2 separate regions of the Homo sapiens genome follow, and region 1 is linked to region 2. Evidence: chromatin loops called from intact Hi-C (ENCODE). Cell type or tissue: PC-3. All regions are shown on one strand. Links, peaks and the distances in the headings refer to the core of each region. The heading gives the core; the rest is flanking DNA.

Region 1 (8,239 bases), core at 1,347-6,346, 88 kb before region 2:
TTACTTTATGCCCCAATTTGTTTCTCCTGAACAATAAACACATCTCCAAAATCATCTTAAGTGACCATAATTCATAATAGTAGATTATATGTATTGACAGGTTATTATATATGCTGTCATATTATATATAGGGTTAATAATAGTGCTTTTCTCATGAATTTGTTCTGAAGAGTAAATGAAATGACGTGCATAACACATCCGTACCTATTTTATAGGCACGGAAATTAAGTCACAAGAGTAGTAAATAACTTCTAAGGACATGCTATTAAGAAAGTGGTGTATCAGTGAGTCTCCAAAGCCTAATATCTTAACCACAAATTTGAAAGAATATACTGATTTGGCTATGAGTTTATCAGTTAAATGTTCATTGCGTCCTTCAAGAACTTACTGTATATTGCTTCTTTCTTCTCTATTACGCAAATAAATGTTGACTTTGTTTACTATATTTATTTTTAATTAAATTACAAATAACATTTCCCTTTTATAATATACAACATTGTTTCATTTCACCTTCATATTTGATTTTCAAATAATGTTATGAAGAAAACAGAACCAATTTAAATCTCTCTATTTTCTGGTAAATACATTGGGAACCATGAAGAGGCACAAGTTATCAGGAAAATGTTGGCAGAATTGTTAATTAACAGTACTACTTTAGATTCAAACATTTAAGGTCCTTATGTAAGAGGAAACCAAATTACACTGCGGAAGTAACCATAATGAAAGTATTGGCTAACATTTTATTGGATTTTCTTCCATTTACAAATGAGTGTATGTTCATCTTCTAATAATTTTCTCTTGCTTACATGAAAAGTAAATGTGACCCTCCTACACTCAGGTTCTGTAACTGGCTTCATATGTCTTAGAGCACTTTCCATGTCTATATATTACTATCCATTTTGGTTGTACTTGAATATATTTTTACCACTGATAATTTACGGTGTTTCCAATTTTTTCTTTCTCTCTTAAAAATTAATAAAGTGTATATATGTGGACACAAAAGAATTCCTGAGTACTTCTGTGATATAAGTTTCTAAAAGTGTAAATATTTCACTAAAAGTCAACATGTTAATTTTTTTTGGTGGGGGGAGTAGGGTGGGAGGTCTGGCTTCAGTGCCCATATCTTGTATTTATTTTTTTTTTAATTTTTAATTTTTGTGGGTATTTAGTAGGTACATGTATTTATGGGGCACATGAGATATTTTGTGTTAGTTTCAATATGTGCTGGTAAATTGCCTATCAGCTATTCTAGCCTATAATTTTCTTAGTATCTTCTGGTGTTCTTCACACCTTCACCTAAACCAGACTGTCTTATCTCCCTTTTTCTTAAAAGAAAATTTGCTAATGGCATGAGTGAAAAATGATACCCTCTTTCTGATGTAATTTGTATTTACTTTATTAGAGATTGATTATATTTTCATAAGATTACCACTTGTATTTCTTTCTCTGTGAATTATCTGTTTATATGTTTTGCCTATTTAAATTTTGAGTTAGTTACTTATTAGTTTTCTAGGGCTTCCATAACAAAGTAACTAAGACTGGGTACCTCAAATAATAGATATTTCGTCTCACAATTCTGGAGGCTAGAAATCCAAAATCAAGTTGTTTGTAGGGCTGTTTCCTGTGAGGGCTGTGAGAGAAGGATCTGTCTTAGGCCTCTCTCATCAGCTTGCAAATGGCTGTCTTCTCCTTATGTCTCTCCACAGCATCTTCCTTCCCGGTGTATCTCTGTGTCTAAATTCCCCCTTTACATAAGAACACTAGTCATATTGGTTTAGAGTCTGCCCTAGAGACCTTATTTTAACTTTATTACCTCTGCAAAAACTATCTCCAAATGAAGTTACATCTAATGTACTAGAGATTAAGATTTCAACACATAAATTTGGAGGCACATATTCCAACCTATTACATTTACCTAATTTATTTGGAAGATTCTTGTCCACTCTGGGTTTTAGTTCATTGTCATTATATGGATTTTTTTTTCATACCTCTTATTGGTATTTACATTTACCCCTCTCCAATTTCTTTTAAATAATTTATTTAGATTAATCCTTTTTCTTTATGGCATCTGGACTATTCTTAGGTTTCTCCAACCCATGTTATTTAAAAGTTTATGTACATTTATAAAAATGTATCAATTTTTAATTTTTACTAAACTACCCAATTGATTTTTGTATCTACATATAAACATATATACAAATATATATGTATAGTAGGAAGGGGTACTATAACTTAAATATGGATAGCCAGTTGTCCTAACACGATTGGATACAATACTTCCCCTGCTGATTTTAATATGGCACTTTTTGATGTAACAAATTTTTTTTTCTAAATGTTTTTAAATTCTGTATTCGGATTCATTTGCTGTCTTCGTGACATGTCATGATTTAATTATTAAAACTGTGTACAACATTTTGATACTTCTTGGATTCATCCCCCCTATTGTTTTTGTTGACAGTTTCATTGGCAAATGTTCTCTTTTGTTTCTTCTGAATGAATTTTAGAATAAGCATGTCAATTTTCTGTAAATTCCTGCAGGGAATTTAATTGAAATTGCATTTGCATTATAATTATATTTAGGGAAATAGATAACAATCACACACCTTACCATCCAGAAATATACTCTCATTTATTATGCCAGTATGTTTTTATAATACGGAAATTCTTTACATTTACTCATTTTTTGTTAGACTTATTGCTACTATTGTGGATGGGTTTCTCCATTTAATTGTCTAAATAGATATTGCTAGTCATCTTTAAAGTTACTGTCTGTAAGTTGATTTTGTTTCCAGATACCTCACTGAACATCTTTATTAGTTGTCATAGTTATTCAGTTTATTCTGTTGACTTTTTAAAGTGGTAGCAATAACTTCTTTGAATTGACCAGTCATATCTTTTTCTAATAGCTACAGTTTTATTTCTTTTTGTTTATTAATCATGTTGCCTAAGACATTCAAAACAATGTCGAATAGAGGAGGTGATAGAATACCTTCTGTCTTGTCCTTGACTTCATTTAATTTAATTAATTGATTGATTGATTTTTTGAGACAGGGTCTGGCTCTGCCACCCAGGCTGGAGTACAGTGGCATGATCTCGGCTTACTGCAACCTCTGCTTCTTGGCTCAAACCATCCTCCCACCTCAGCCTCTCAGTTAGCTGGGACGATAGACACACGTCACTACCCCCAGCTAATTTTTTTCTATTCTTAGTAGAGAGAGGGTTTTGCCATGTTACCCAGGCTGATCTCGAACTCCTGAGCTCAATCGATCTGCCCTCCTCAGCCTCCCAAAATGCTGGGATTAGAGGTGTGAGCCATGACCCCTGGCTTGTCTTTGACTTTAAAATAAAAAGTTATGCTTCATCACTGAGTACCATATTTGTAATTTTCAAGTGATACTATCTTTCTTAGTCCATTGTTTTCAAATATAAACTGTATTAAGATACAGCATTCATGTAGAAAAACAAAAATCCCAAGGACACACTTGAAGTATTGCAAACTAAACACCTCGGAAATTTAAGAGATAGAAAACTAACCTTAGAAGCTTTTCTTTGACGGCACCCATTCATTACCTTTACCCTCCTCCCAACATATAACCAATATTCAGACTTCTGTGACTTAAAATTATTTGCTTATGTTTGAAATTAATACACATATAAATCATATACATCAAATGTCTTTTGCTTGATTCATTTAATATGATATCAAGTTTGTAAAAATTTTTCATATTTTACCCAAAGTTTAATTTTTATTTATTACTTTTTATTTTTCATTTTTCATTTTTCAGAGATAGGGTCTTGCTCTCTCACACAGGCTGGAGTGCAATGGTGTAATCATAGCTCACTGCAGCCTCGAACTCCTGATCACAAGCCATCCTCCCACCTCAACCTCCCGAGTAGCTGGAACTATAGGCACACATCACCATACTCAGGGCTAAGCTTTTTTAATTTTTTGTAGAGATGGGGGTCTCATGATGTTTCCCAGCAGGGTCTTGAACTCTGGGCTTCAAATAATTCTCCTGCCTCAGCCTCCCAAAGTGCTGGGATTATAGGCATGGGCCGCCGTGTCCAGCCAGTTTATTAATTTTTAATACTGCATAGTGTAGTGGTGAATAACTGTACAGCAATTTTTTCTAGTGTTGATAGACACTTGTGACTTTTTCCAGTTTTTGAATATTATGAGTAATGCTGCAATGAATATTTCATATGCTTTGTGGTTAACATATAAACACGTTTATGCTGGGTATATATCTAAGAATGGAATTGCCGCATCATAAAGCACGCATATGTTCTACTTTAGCAAATAACAGCCAAAAAATTTTTCAAATTAGTTGCAGGGTAGGAGAGGTAGAGAATTCCAGTTGCTTCATATTCTTATCCACACTGGTATCATTAGTACTTGTTTTTAATTCAGTAACTCTAGTAGTGGTGTAATAGCATCTCATTTTAGCTATAATTTGAATTTCCCTGGTTGGTGACTCATAAAGGGAGGATGTTACTAAAGGTGATTTTTATATATCCTTTATAAAATGCTCACTCATGACTTTTGCCCTTTTTCCATTAGTTTGCCCATTGCTTGTTATTGATTTGTGGGAGGTATTTATACATTCCACACATGAGCCCTTTTATGATTAAAAGTATTAAAATAATTTCCTATTCTGCTGCTTGAATTTTGAATCTCTCTCTCTCTCTTTTTTTTTTAATATGAGGTCTCACTCTGTTGCCCAGGTTGTAGTGCAGTGGCATGATATCGGCTCACTGCAACCTCCACGTCCTGAGGTCAAGCAATTCTCCTGCCTCAGCCTCCCAAGTAGCTGAGATTACAGGCATGCACCCCCACGCCCAGCTAATTTTTGTATTTACAGTAGAGATGGGTTTCACCATGTTGGCCAGGCTGGTCTCGAACTCCTGACCTCAAATGATCCTCCTGCCTTGGCCTCCCAAAGTGCTGGGATTACAAGAATGAACCACTGTGCCTGGCCCTGAATTTTCAATCTCTTAATGGTATCTTTTAATGAAGAGTTGTTGATAATATAAATATTGATATGGTTTGGCTGTGTCCCCTCCCAAATCTCATTTTGAATTTTAACTCCCATGATTCCTACATGTTGTGGGAGGAACCTGGTGGGATGTGGTTGGATTATGGGGGCAGGTTTTTCCCATGCTGTTCTCATGATAGTGAATGAGTCTCATGAGATCTGATGGATCTCTTTCTTTGCCTGCTGCCATCCGTGTAAGATGTGACTTGCTCCCCCTTGCCTTACACAATGATTGTGAGGCCTTCCCATCCAGTGGAACTGTAAGTTCACTAAACCCTTTTTCCTGTATAAATTACCCAGTATCAGGTATGTCTTTATCAGCAGCATGAAAACAGACTGATACAAATATAGACCAAATTAATATTTATATCAGGATTTGTCCTTTTTAGACTTAGTTTAAGAAATGTAAGCTGGCTTACTATATTTTCTGGAAGCCTATGTATTAAGTAATTAGTTAATTTACTTATTTCACTTTTCACATTTTAGACCTGCAAACAACCTGGAATTGTATTTTTCTGTGTTGCACGGGAACATATAATTAAATCCCAATATTTTGCAGTGCCATTTTTTATAAATAAATTTTTTCAATAAAAAGATGTCAGTTTCTATATTATTTAATCCATCAAATTGAAATATTTGTTTAACATTTTGTTAGTGTCACTGTTTCTTATTTATTAAAGCTTTATAAAAGTATATAGATACCCAAGAGTCTAAAAGTTTAAATTTTGTTATTTTCTTCAAGATTGTCTTACTTATTCACGGTCAAATGCATTTCCATATACATTTTAGAATTGGTTTGTCAATTTCAACAAGAATAAAACATTGTTTGGGTTTTGGGTGACTATATTGACATTTTAAAAATGTTGAGTTTTCTGCTCCATAAACATTTCATATACTACAATTTATTTAGAGATCATAACATTTTATCTTAATAATATTGTGTAGTTTTCAGTGCACAATCCTTTTGTGAATAACTTACATTTGTGCATCGCTTACATTTAGAATCTTTTGAATTTTCTATATACACAATCATACTTTCTGCAAGAATGGTAGTTTTTCTTCTATATCCTAATTTATTATCAAGAATTAAAAACCTATTCTACAGTGCTCAACAGAATTGATACTATAAACATCTTTGTCTTATTCCAGATTGTAGGAGAAAGAGCTTTCAATATTTCACCCCAAATATGGTATTTCCTATTGAATTTTTGTAGTAAATATTCTTCTTCTTTTTCTTTTACATTATCAGATGTAAAATGTTCCCTTTCTAGTTTCTTAATCATTTAATCATGAATAAAATTTGAATGTTATAAAATGTTGCTTGCTTCATTATGGCAGGTGTTATTATTTGCTAACAATTCCTTTCTCCCTTCCCACATTTACTATGCTGCAAATATAAGCAGAATAGAAATCCCTGTGTCATTCATTTGGTCATGTGACACTCCAAAGGCACGCTAGTGGACATGGCTTATCAGTGACATTAAACGTCGTTTATGTTATTTTTCTCAGCTTCTTGTTCTCCTGCTATTGGCCATGTGAAAAAGTAACCGTAGGTAACTGCTTCAACTCAGGCTTTTTCAGTAAGAAAATAAAGAGAACAGGTCTGGCTCACGCTTGTAATCCCAGCACTTTGGGAGGCCGAGGCGGACAGATCACGAGGTCAGGAGTTCGAGACCACGGTGAAACCCTGTCTCTACTAAAAATACAAAAAATTAGCCGGACGTGGTGGCGGGCGCCTGTAGTCCCAGCTACTCGGAGAGGCTGAGGCAGGACAATGGCGTGAACCCGGGAGGCAGAGCTTGCGGTAAGCCGAGATCGCGCCACTGCACTCCAGCCTGGGCGACAGGGACTCTGTCTCAAAACAAAACAAAACAAAACAAACAAACAAAAGAACAGGTCTGAATTTGATCCATACTCTGAAGCAGAAACACTTGCAGTAAGCTCCCAACATGAGCTTGAAAAATAAGTGCTTGTTTTTGTAAGTCATTAGGCTTTGGAGTAATTTGTAATGTAGTATCAGCACAGCAAAAATTTGTCTAATAAATGCATTGGTTCAAGTGGTCACATACATTTTTCATTTATACTATTAATGTACTTCATTGCATTGATCCATCTCACATGTATGATTAATGATTACATTAAATAAATCTCACACTATCAAAATAATTTCATGTATACTTCTGCTAGATTCAGTTTCCTAATATTTTGCTTATAATTTTTACATTTATTTTCATAGAAAAAATCATTTGTAAATGTCTCTCTCATATTCTTGTAAAGCTTGGTATCTAAGTTTTGCTTATCTCATGAAACAAATTGGATAGTATTTTTTTTTTCTATTATCTGAAAGAATTTGTGTGAGACTGGTAACCTTTCTTCCCTGAATGAGGAGAATTCAGAACTAAAATAATATGGCCTGCAAATCCTTTGTGGGAAATCATTTAGTTAGTCAATGTTTTAATAGATACGTAAATACTCAAATATTCTAATTGTTCCCATTTCAATGCCAATAAATTACATAATATTTAATAATTTGTCTATTTTATTATCATTTATTTACTTAATGATTCTGTGTGTTAGTCTGAGCTTAGCTGGGCCATTCACTTGGTTGGGCTTATTCTTGTATTTGCGATCTTTTGTTCATCAGCCAATGACTCTACTTCTATGGTTGAATTGCTGTCAGTTTATCAGTGAAAGCAACTGGATCTCGCTTTATCAGCAAAGTAGCCTAGAGCAGATCATCTACCAGTTGGTCAGGGATCTAAGAGAATTAGCAGAGGTCAGGGAGTATTTTTCAGGTTTAGGCTGAGATTTAGAATAACATCCTGTCAATCAAACAGTATCAGTTACAAAGCAAGTCACAAGTTCAGGCCAGATTCAAGAGTCAGGTAAATATACTTCACTTCTTGATGGGAAAAGCTTCAAAGTCATAAAGTAAGTGTATATGGATATAAGGAGAATAGTTACGGGCATATTTGCAAACAATGTACTACATAGTGCCAAATGCTGTGTTAACTTCTCTATATTTTATTTCTCAGAGATTGGCCAGTTGAGTACTTGTTACATTGTGCATTGATAGTTCTCCAGTGCCTTAAAAGGAATTATTATTTTGAATTTTGTCAATTTTTTCTGTTGACTTCAGCAGGAAGATTGGTCAGCACTAAGACTGACAAGTTTGTCCAATTTCACTAAAGATGGATATTTTG
Region 2 (8,239 bases), core at 1,622-6,621:
GTTTTTCTCAAGGACTTGGGAATCATCTCTTTGAAATACAGATGTCAAAAAGATAACTTTCTTATGCCTCTTCTCTATGGGAGGGTAGGAGCCTGTCTTCAATAAGCAACATTAGCAAAAACAATGGATAACTTTTTAATAAGACATTTAACCTAATGTCAGAACAAAAAGCAGACCTATTGCTTTAAATAAAGTCTTCACAGAGCTGGAATTGAACTCTTGTGCTCCCTGATTGCATTGAGGTGTAAAAGAAAGGACACACAGGGTAGTGAGGAGAGGAAGGTAGAGAGGATTCAAGAAAGTGGAACTGCAGTGAGAGAGAATGTCCACATATTACAGTAGAGGAAAGAGATGGTTTGTGCAGAACTACTCATATAAAACAAAACATTAAGGCCGGGCACAGTGGCTCACGCCTGTAATCCCAGCACTTTGGGAGGCTGAGGTGGGTGGGTCAGATGAGGTTGTGAGTTAGAGACCAGCCTGACCAACGTGGTGAAACCCTGTCTCTACTAAAAATACAAAATTAGCCAGGTGTGGTGGCGGGCACCTGTAATTCCATCTACTCAGGAGGCTGCGGCAGGAGAATTGCTTGAACCCAGGAGGCGGAGGTTGCGGTGAGCTGAGATCTCACCACTGCACTCCAGCCTGGGCAACAAGAGTGAAACTCCGTCTCAAAACAAACAAACAAAACAAAATATGAACAGACAAGTAAAGGGTAAATAAAATATAAGGGGAAACATAAAATAGAGAGAATTACATATCTATGAGCTGAAAAAAATTGAAGCTGGAAAATATACAACACAATGGAAGAATATAATGTATTACCAAATGTTGCTATAAAAATTTAATGAGAAAATCACTATGACCCATCATAGAAATGCAGAGGTAAAAACAGGAAAGAAATGTGAAAATGTAAAATGCAAAATTAAGAAAACAAATAGAGAAACAAAATGATTCTACTTTAGTGAAAAATATATATTAACTAAAATAAGCAACTAGTGACATGATTGAAAATTAATTTATTGCTATAGAGAAAAAGTTTCATATTTCAATAAATGAAGAAATGTCCAAAAAGACTGAAGATTTGTAGAGAAGGTAAGAGTCTAGAGCTTTTAGTATAACAGGTCTTTGACAAGTTTTTGAACATTTTCTCTCTTTTTCCTTGTGGCATTTGGTGTGTTTAGATTTTTAAAATCTTTTTTTAACTGTTAAAAATATTTTTTTCTGGGAAAATTATCTTTCATAAATGTATTAGAATTAATTGTCTTTTCTTTGTTAATATTTATTTGATTCAGTATCTGTGATTCATTTTCCATTCTCATCCCTAATACTATATTGAGATTTGTTTTGTTGATTAGGTTAGTTAATGTATCAATTTTATTTTTTAAACAATCAGTTCCTATTTTTAAATTATTTTTAATTATTTCTACTTTATATCTCACTAATTTCCACTTTCATTATCATAAATTATTTGTTTCTTTTCACAATATGCCCTAATTTCTTAACAAAATGCATAATTTAGAAAAAATTCCAAGTTAATCCTTCTTTTAAGGCCATAAATTATCAACTAAGCCCTGCTTTAGCCATGTAGTAAATACTGTATACTTTGAATTTTTATTTTTTTCTAGCTTGCAATTACAGCTTGAATGATTTTGTCAAACAATTTTTTCCCTATATAGTTTTTAGAATACTTTCTTAATTAAAGTGTCCTAGAATTTGGATTTTTGTATTTTGATTTTTTAAAAAACTATATTTTTAGTCAATATATAATGTTATTCTTCTGTAGCTAGAAATTTAATTTTTATTAAATTTCTAGTATAATTTCTATTTGGGGAAATTAATTTTTTGTAGCTAAATGTATAATCGATTTTATAACTATTTTATTGACAATTTTAAAGAAAGTCTATATTTGATTGTAGGTTCCAGAAGTTAATACATTACATATTAGACATCTATCTTTTAAAATGTTACTTTCATATAGTTTTGTTTTGTCATGGGCTAAGTTAAATAAAATGATTTTATATCAGGGAACCAGCCCCCAACATTTCAACGTAGGTTCTTTTCTATTTTCCCTAAGTGTTGGCCAGTCTGAAAAATACAGAGAAAGAGTACAAAGAGAGAAATTTTATAGCTGGGACTTCGGAGGTGTCATCACATATTGGTAGGACCATGATGGTGACCCTGAGCTGCAAAACCAGTAAGTTTTTATTAGGGATTTTAGAAGGGGAGGGGATGTACGAACAGGAAGTAGGTCACAGGGATCACATGCTTCAAAGGGCAATAAAAGATCACAAGGCAAAAGGTAAAATTAGAATTATTGATGAGGGTCTGTGTCCCTCTGTGCACTCATTGTCTTGATAAACATCTTCAGGAAACAGGGTGCAAGAGCACAGAACCGGTCTGACTAGAATTCACCAGGCTGGAATTTCCCAATCCTAGTAAGCCTGAGGGCACTGCAGGAGACCAGGGCATATTTCAGTCCTTATTATCAATCACATAAGACAGACACCCCTAGAGCGGCCGTTCATAGACCGCCCCCCAGGAATGCATTCCTTCCCCAGGGTTATTCCTTGAAGGGAAAAGAATTCAGCAATATCTCTCCTACTCGCTTTCTGCAAGGAGAAAAATATGGCTCTATTCTGCCCGACCCCACAGGCAGTCAGATCTTATGGTTATCTTTCCTTGTTCTCTGAAAATAGCTGTTATTCTGTTCTTTTTCAGGGTGCACTGATTTCATATTGTTCAAATACACGTTTTACCAACAATTTGTACAGTTAACTCAATCATCACAGGGTCCTGAGGTGACATACATCCTCAGCTTACAAAGATGATGGGATTAAGAGATTAAAGACAGACATAAGAAATTATAAAAGTATTAATTTGGGGAACTGATAAATGTCCATGAAATCTTCACAATTTATGTTCTTCTTCCTAGGCTCCAGCCGATCTCTCTGTTCGGGGTCCCTGACTTCCCACAACAATTTTATAATGCTTTTATATTTCTAACACTCTGCTCATCCTCTACAATTTTTGTTTTATAGATTTTTAAGATTTTGAATTTTATACCAAAAGATTATATATTAATGTAACATCAAGATTTTCCCTTTTTAAACTGTTAATCAACATTTTTAGCTTTCTATTTTATCACCTTAACACTGATAGTTTTTAATATATATTCTATAATTTTTATATTTAAAATTCAATTGAAGCATCTTTTTTTATAAGCAAAAATTGGCTTATATCATTTTTATTTGTTGGAATTTCATGTCTGTTTGCCCTCTGTTCTTTCATATTACCTCATGTAAAAAATTTTATTTTTAATCTTGCTTTATTTTCTATATTTTCTTATGTCTCTGGTTAAGTGTGTGTGAGCTGAGCTCTGACGAATTATTTGAAGGGTGATAGGAAAGAAGTGTAGACACCATTTTAATAGTTTTCAAAGTATGCCAGGCAAGTGAAGATTGTGGGCTGGATTCATGTTACTTGTGGACAACGTTAGTTGTGCCAATGTAGAAAATATGATATGCATTTACGTGTGTAAATCAACTAAGGATGAATAACACCCTGTGGTGGTCATTGTTTGAAGTACTTAACATATATTATCACATTTTATACTCCCACAATGATATGAGCTAATATTTGCCCCCACTTTATCAATGGGGAAAATCTGATGTGCAGAGAAATCACTCATTTTATAACAGAGTGCTCTGGATTTGAGCCCAAGCAGTCTAGGTTCAGAATCCACCCTCTTAACCCCTGTATTATAAGTAAGCATGCTATCTATGCCTTAGCTCCAGGTTGATTATATTTAATTACTTATTGTTTTGAATAGGGAATGTTTTTACCAGTGTAGGTATTTGTTGAAAAGTAGTATTGATAGAGAACTGATAAATATGCTGTGGCTGAAACTGTCTCCAATTGGGGATGATGATATGACTCAGAATGCCATCATACCATAAATGAGGCAGATAATGATCAGTGTTCTCTTACAGTGTGTAGTTCCATTGGACAAATAAAAAAATCTTCCTGGTTCCCAGACAAACCCCACTTATTTTAGGTTATTTATTTTTTACAGGTAACTGAGTCAATTTATTTTTTCTCGACTGACAATAATCAGAAGTTCCAGAGTAGATTGCCACCCAGTGTGATTTCTTCAAGCCACCACACTGACAATATGTAAGGATAGCATGTCTCTGCAGTACTTTTCCCCAGTTCCACTTTTGCTGTTATTCCGCAGAGTCACCTTGTGCTTAGACCAGCTTGCAAAGTCTACCTGCACCGCAGGCCTTGTATTTCAAGTAAAGTATTGCTGTGGGGCCTCTTAAGGCATTGAGATCCACTTTTAGTCAACGCTGTCTGTGGGCCTCAAATGTTCTCCCCAGCACTCTGCGTTGATTTGTTTCAAGTTTCACAGGGTCTGACAGCTTCTTTTCTCTCCAAATTTCATTACAGATGAGGTTTTAAAATGTATAACTTTGTTTTCAGTTGTTTTATAGAAGACAGTGAGATAGAAATGCCTGTATTCTGACATCTTTAACCAAGTTATCATTAGTTTAATTTAATTTAAATTGATTACTTAAGGATAAACAGCATACTTTGCATAGAAATGTACTGAAAATGACATTTGACTGTCTTTAGTTTGGTGACAAAATATATTTTAATGTAGATTGAAATGTGTTTATTTCTTATGACTTGTGAATACACACACACACACACACACTCTTTTCTGATTTGAGGTTTAAAATCTTACATGTTGCTTATAACATGTTGTTCAAAAATCAATTTTTTAATGCCAATTATTTTTATCATTTTAATGTCAAGATAAGATCAAGTGTTTGCATTTTTTTGGTAATGCTCCTATACAAATTATAAATAGTGTCATATTTCTTTTTATTTACAAAAATAAAAAGTGAAATTGGTAGATTTATTTCATTATCTTTTATAATTTTTTTTTATTTGTATTTATTTAAAGGGTACAAGTGCAGTTTTGTTACATGGGTATGTTGACCAGTGGTGAAATCTGGACTTTTAGTGTAACCATCTCATTAACATTGTACATTTTACCCATTAAATAATGTCTCATCCCTCACCCCCATCCCACGCTTCCTGGTAAAAGGTAACAAGGATATCTTTAGGTTATGTTTAACGTTATTATTATGACTAACAGAGATCAAATGAGAGACTGATTTATTTTGAGCTGAGTAACAAGTGTGTTCATCTCATCTCCAGTACAGATCATCCATGCTTACTAGGTTCATACTGAGAAGCCTGTATCTGTTCCAAGTCACAGAAAATAAATAAAGCAATTATTCTATTTGATGTTGTGTTTTTAAAAAATGATAACAAAATCCAGTACCGCCTTTAATTTTGTGAACTCAAGCCCTTTCACCTTGCACCTGCAAACTCAAATGCCTTGACCAGGCTCATAATGCAAACGAGTAAACAGAATCAGCTGCAAAACAAACAGCTCTATGGTCAGTTTATTGCTCATTTACTTTTTTTTTTTTTTGAAGTTATAAATCCAGAAAAAATTAACTTTAAAAAAGCAGTAATGCAAAACACTAGGAGAACTTGAAGATGATACTTAGTTACAGTATGGGGGAAAAAATAGGGAATGAGATCTTGAAAAACCAGAAAGAAAATGCTTGATCTCTCTGTGTTATCGATAGCTGGCATATCTTGGCTTATCTTCTGATATGTAATTTTTAGCCACTACCTCAATGAAAATAAACTATGTGGACCAATTCTGTGATAGCCATACAAAGACAATCTAGATGGGAGCTACCAGTTTAGGACCTCTACCATAATGTTTGTATCTGATTATGGTATACATTACCACCCTTGTAATATGGAATAGTACTTCCAGGGTATCTGTGCCACATTTTGAAAATTATGCTGTTTTTATTGCCATGTTTCACCAATATTTTGCCTTTAAGTTCTTAGATTTATTTTTTCTAAGTCATACATGAACTCATATAATTCTCACAAAAATTCATTTACATATAAGATGACTGAAGTAGAGGGTTAAGTAATTTGCTCAAGATCATACTTCTAGTAAGTTTGATTGCTATAGAAAACCCAATAATTCTGTCTTCAGAGTCTCAGCTCTTCATTTATTTGCTTTAATAGTTAAACAGGTTTAGACTTTATTGTCCTTTAATAGACAGACTATATATACACACACACACACACACACACACACGTGTGTTAGACTAAAAAAATACATTTTAATAATTTTTTTCAAATTTGAAGGATGTCAAGAGTGATGATTACAAAGCATAAGAATGTAATTAATGTATATCTTTTATAGAAAGTTAATGGTTCATTTTGTGAGCAGAAAATAAATTCATGCAGTTGCTATATAATCCTATAAATATAAGCAGCCACCTCTTGAGATATTAATTCATTCATTATGAGATAGAAAACATCATACTTAAATATATAAAAGGTCAACATTAACAATGTATATTTTCTCTATAAAACTTTTTATAAAAGTAAATTGTGATTATTTTAAACATATTTTATTCTGAATTATATTACTTGCCTAAAATTTTGAGCTTATACCTTCAAGAATTTCTTTGCAATGATAAAATATACTAAAATACAACTGAGAAGAACACATCATTTTTTTCCACTGCTTTTTCTTCTCAATTATTGTAAACTTTTAAAGATTCTGATTGATTTTCATGGAGTGGCTAGGTAACTCACATGAGAAGGTGACCTTTTAGAAAATTATTTTAAAATGTTTCAATGGCCTAACTTGTGTGTATCTTTTGCTAAGAACATAGTGGCAGCTAAAGTCAACTTTATATATTTGGATTTGGTTCAAAATAACCTATATATCCTCATTTTATTTTTAAATACTTGAAAGCATTGTGGCAGATCTGTTTGTTTCATTGTTTTTGGATGGAATATTTTTATGTGTCCTCTACTCCTGAGTGCCTTTGAATGTGAGTGCAAGATAAGTGTAAATAAATGTGGAAAAATGCCACATACATATGAAGGTAATTTTACATATGGTCATCATGAAGGCAACAAGAAAATCTCCCAGACTAGAAAAGGCAATTCACATCAAAACAAGATAATCTTTTACTCCTGTTGCTCAGATTTCCTTTCTATATCCTATCATTCTTCAAGACCCCATCTTTCCTTAACAAACAGGAACTCAACATGTTTTACTCCTTTGAGATCCATTGGTTGCAGTACATATCATTTCTTAATACATTACTTGGTTAAAGGAGTTTGAAATGGTGTTCTCTCAAACAAGATTGGGTGAGTACTAATATCCCCATAATGCCTGCAAGATGCATATATCTGACAACTTCAGGCTATCTCATCAGCTTGGTTTATATTCTGTGTGATATTTTGCATTTCCTTATATGTTGGAACAATCCAGTCTCCTCTTGAGATTAAGTTCAGTCCACTGTAATTGTTTATGTTTTTCACATAGGCTAGGGAGGACTTGAGATTTTGGAGCACGTCTATTTTAAATGTTTGTTGGGGATGCTGTTAGGATTGCCCTGATGAGCAGACAGGAATTTTCATGTGCTGATTAATGGACATTTACATAAGAAAAATTCTGTGGTTGCCACGTGGGATTCCTAAGGCCATACATTAAAAATCATACTTGTAATACCTGTGCTGATAATAGAACTCACTTCTTGCAGTGCACTGATTGTAATGATATGGGGGAAGCTAGTTAAAAATTAATAAGCTTTTCATCTATATGCAAACTTTATTAGACTTCTGTTCAATTTTCTAGGTGACATTTGCTCTAGATTATTTCAAATTATTTGTGTAAAAAATACATATTGGATCAGAAAACAGCAAGCTCTTTCACAATGCTATCAAATGCCGAGGTTTTATGTCCCTCATTATACCCAAATATATGAATAAATATTCTATTTTGAGTTATACAATGGCATCCTGATACCCACACAAGTTCCTTCAGTTTTGTGTAAAAATTCAGTAGTGAAATGCCTATCTTTCAGGTGTTTAGTGAGTTGGTAAGTATTAACATATTCTCAAATGTGAAATGACATTACACAGTTATTCTGAAAACTAATATAAAATCCTAAATACCTATAAATGCCCCACTTCCATAGTAAAAAGCAAAAGCCTATCCATATTACATTTTGATTGTGGGTCACTTCCAATGCCAGAAATAGGCAGCAGCAGCAGGCTGTTTGATCAGGTTTGGTAATTGGTACATTATATTCATATGCCCTCTTTCCTGTAT

What was found. Hi-C counts contacts between places; a loop is a spot of excess contacts. Peaks named below come from ENCODE experiments on the same cell type or tissue, not always from the same donor. Only the 100,000 strongest peaks of a DNase experiment are listed, where the experiment ranks them.
Region 1: a loop joins it to region 2, with 8 times the contacts of the local background. A loop is called at or near these places in 1 of 110 quality-filtered maps.

What each region holds. Positions count from the first base shown.
Region 1 is chr11:24,719,376-24,727,614 of GRCh38, reverse strand. All of the region lies in intron 1 of LUZP2 (leucine zipper protein 2), which reads right to left. Among named protein-coding and RNA genes, the nearest start is that of LUZP2, 230 kb to the right of the region's middle. In PC-3, for the core only: no CTCF peak of the experiment used is centred there; no DNase peak of the experiment used is centred there; H3K27ac peaks cover 798 bases.
Region 2 is chr11:24,631,903-24,640,141 of GRCh38, reverse strand. The region is part of intron 1 of LUZP2 (leucine zipper protein 2); the gene reads right to left. Among named protein-coding and RNA genes, the nearest start is that of LUZP2, 140 kb to the right of the region's middle. RefSeq lists an enhancer at 2,112-2,613. In PC-3, for the core only: a CTCF peak has its summit at 4,165; DNase peaks (open chromatin) are centred at 3,591, 3,961 and 5,101; H3K4me3 peaks cover 658 bases; H3K27ac peaks cover 4,163 bases.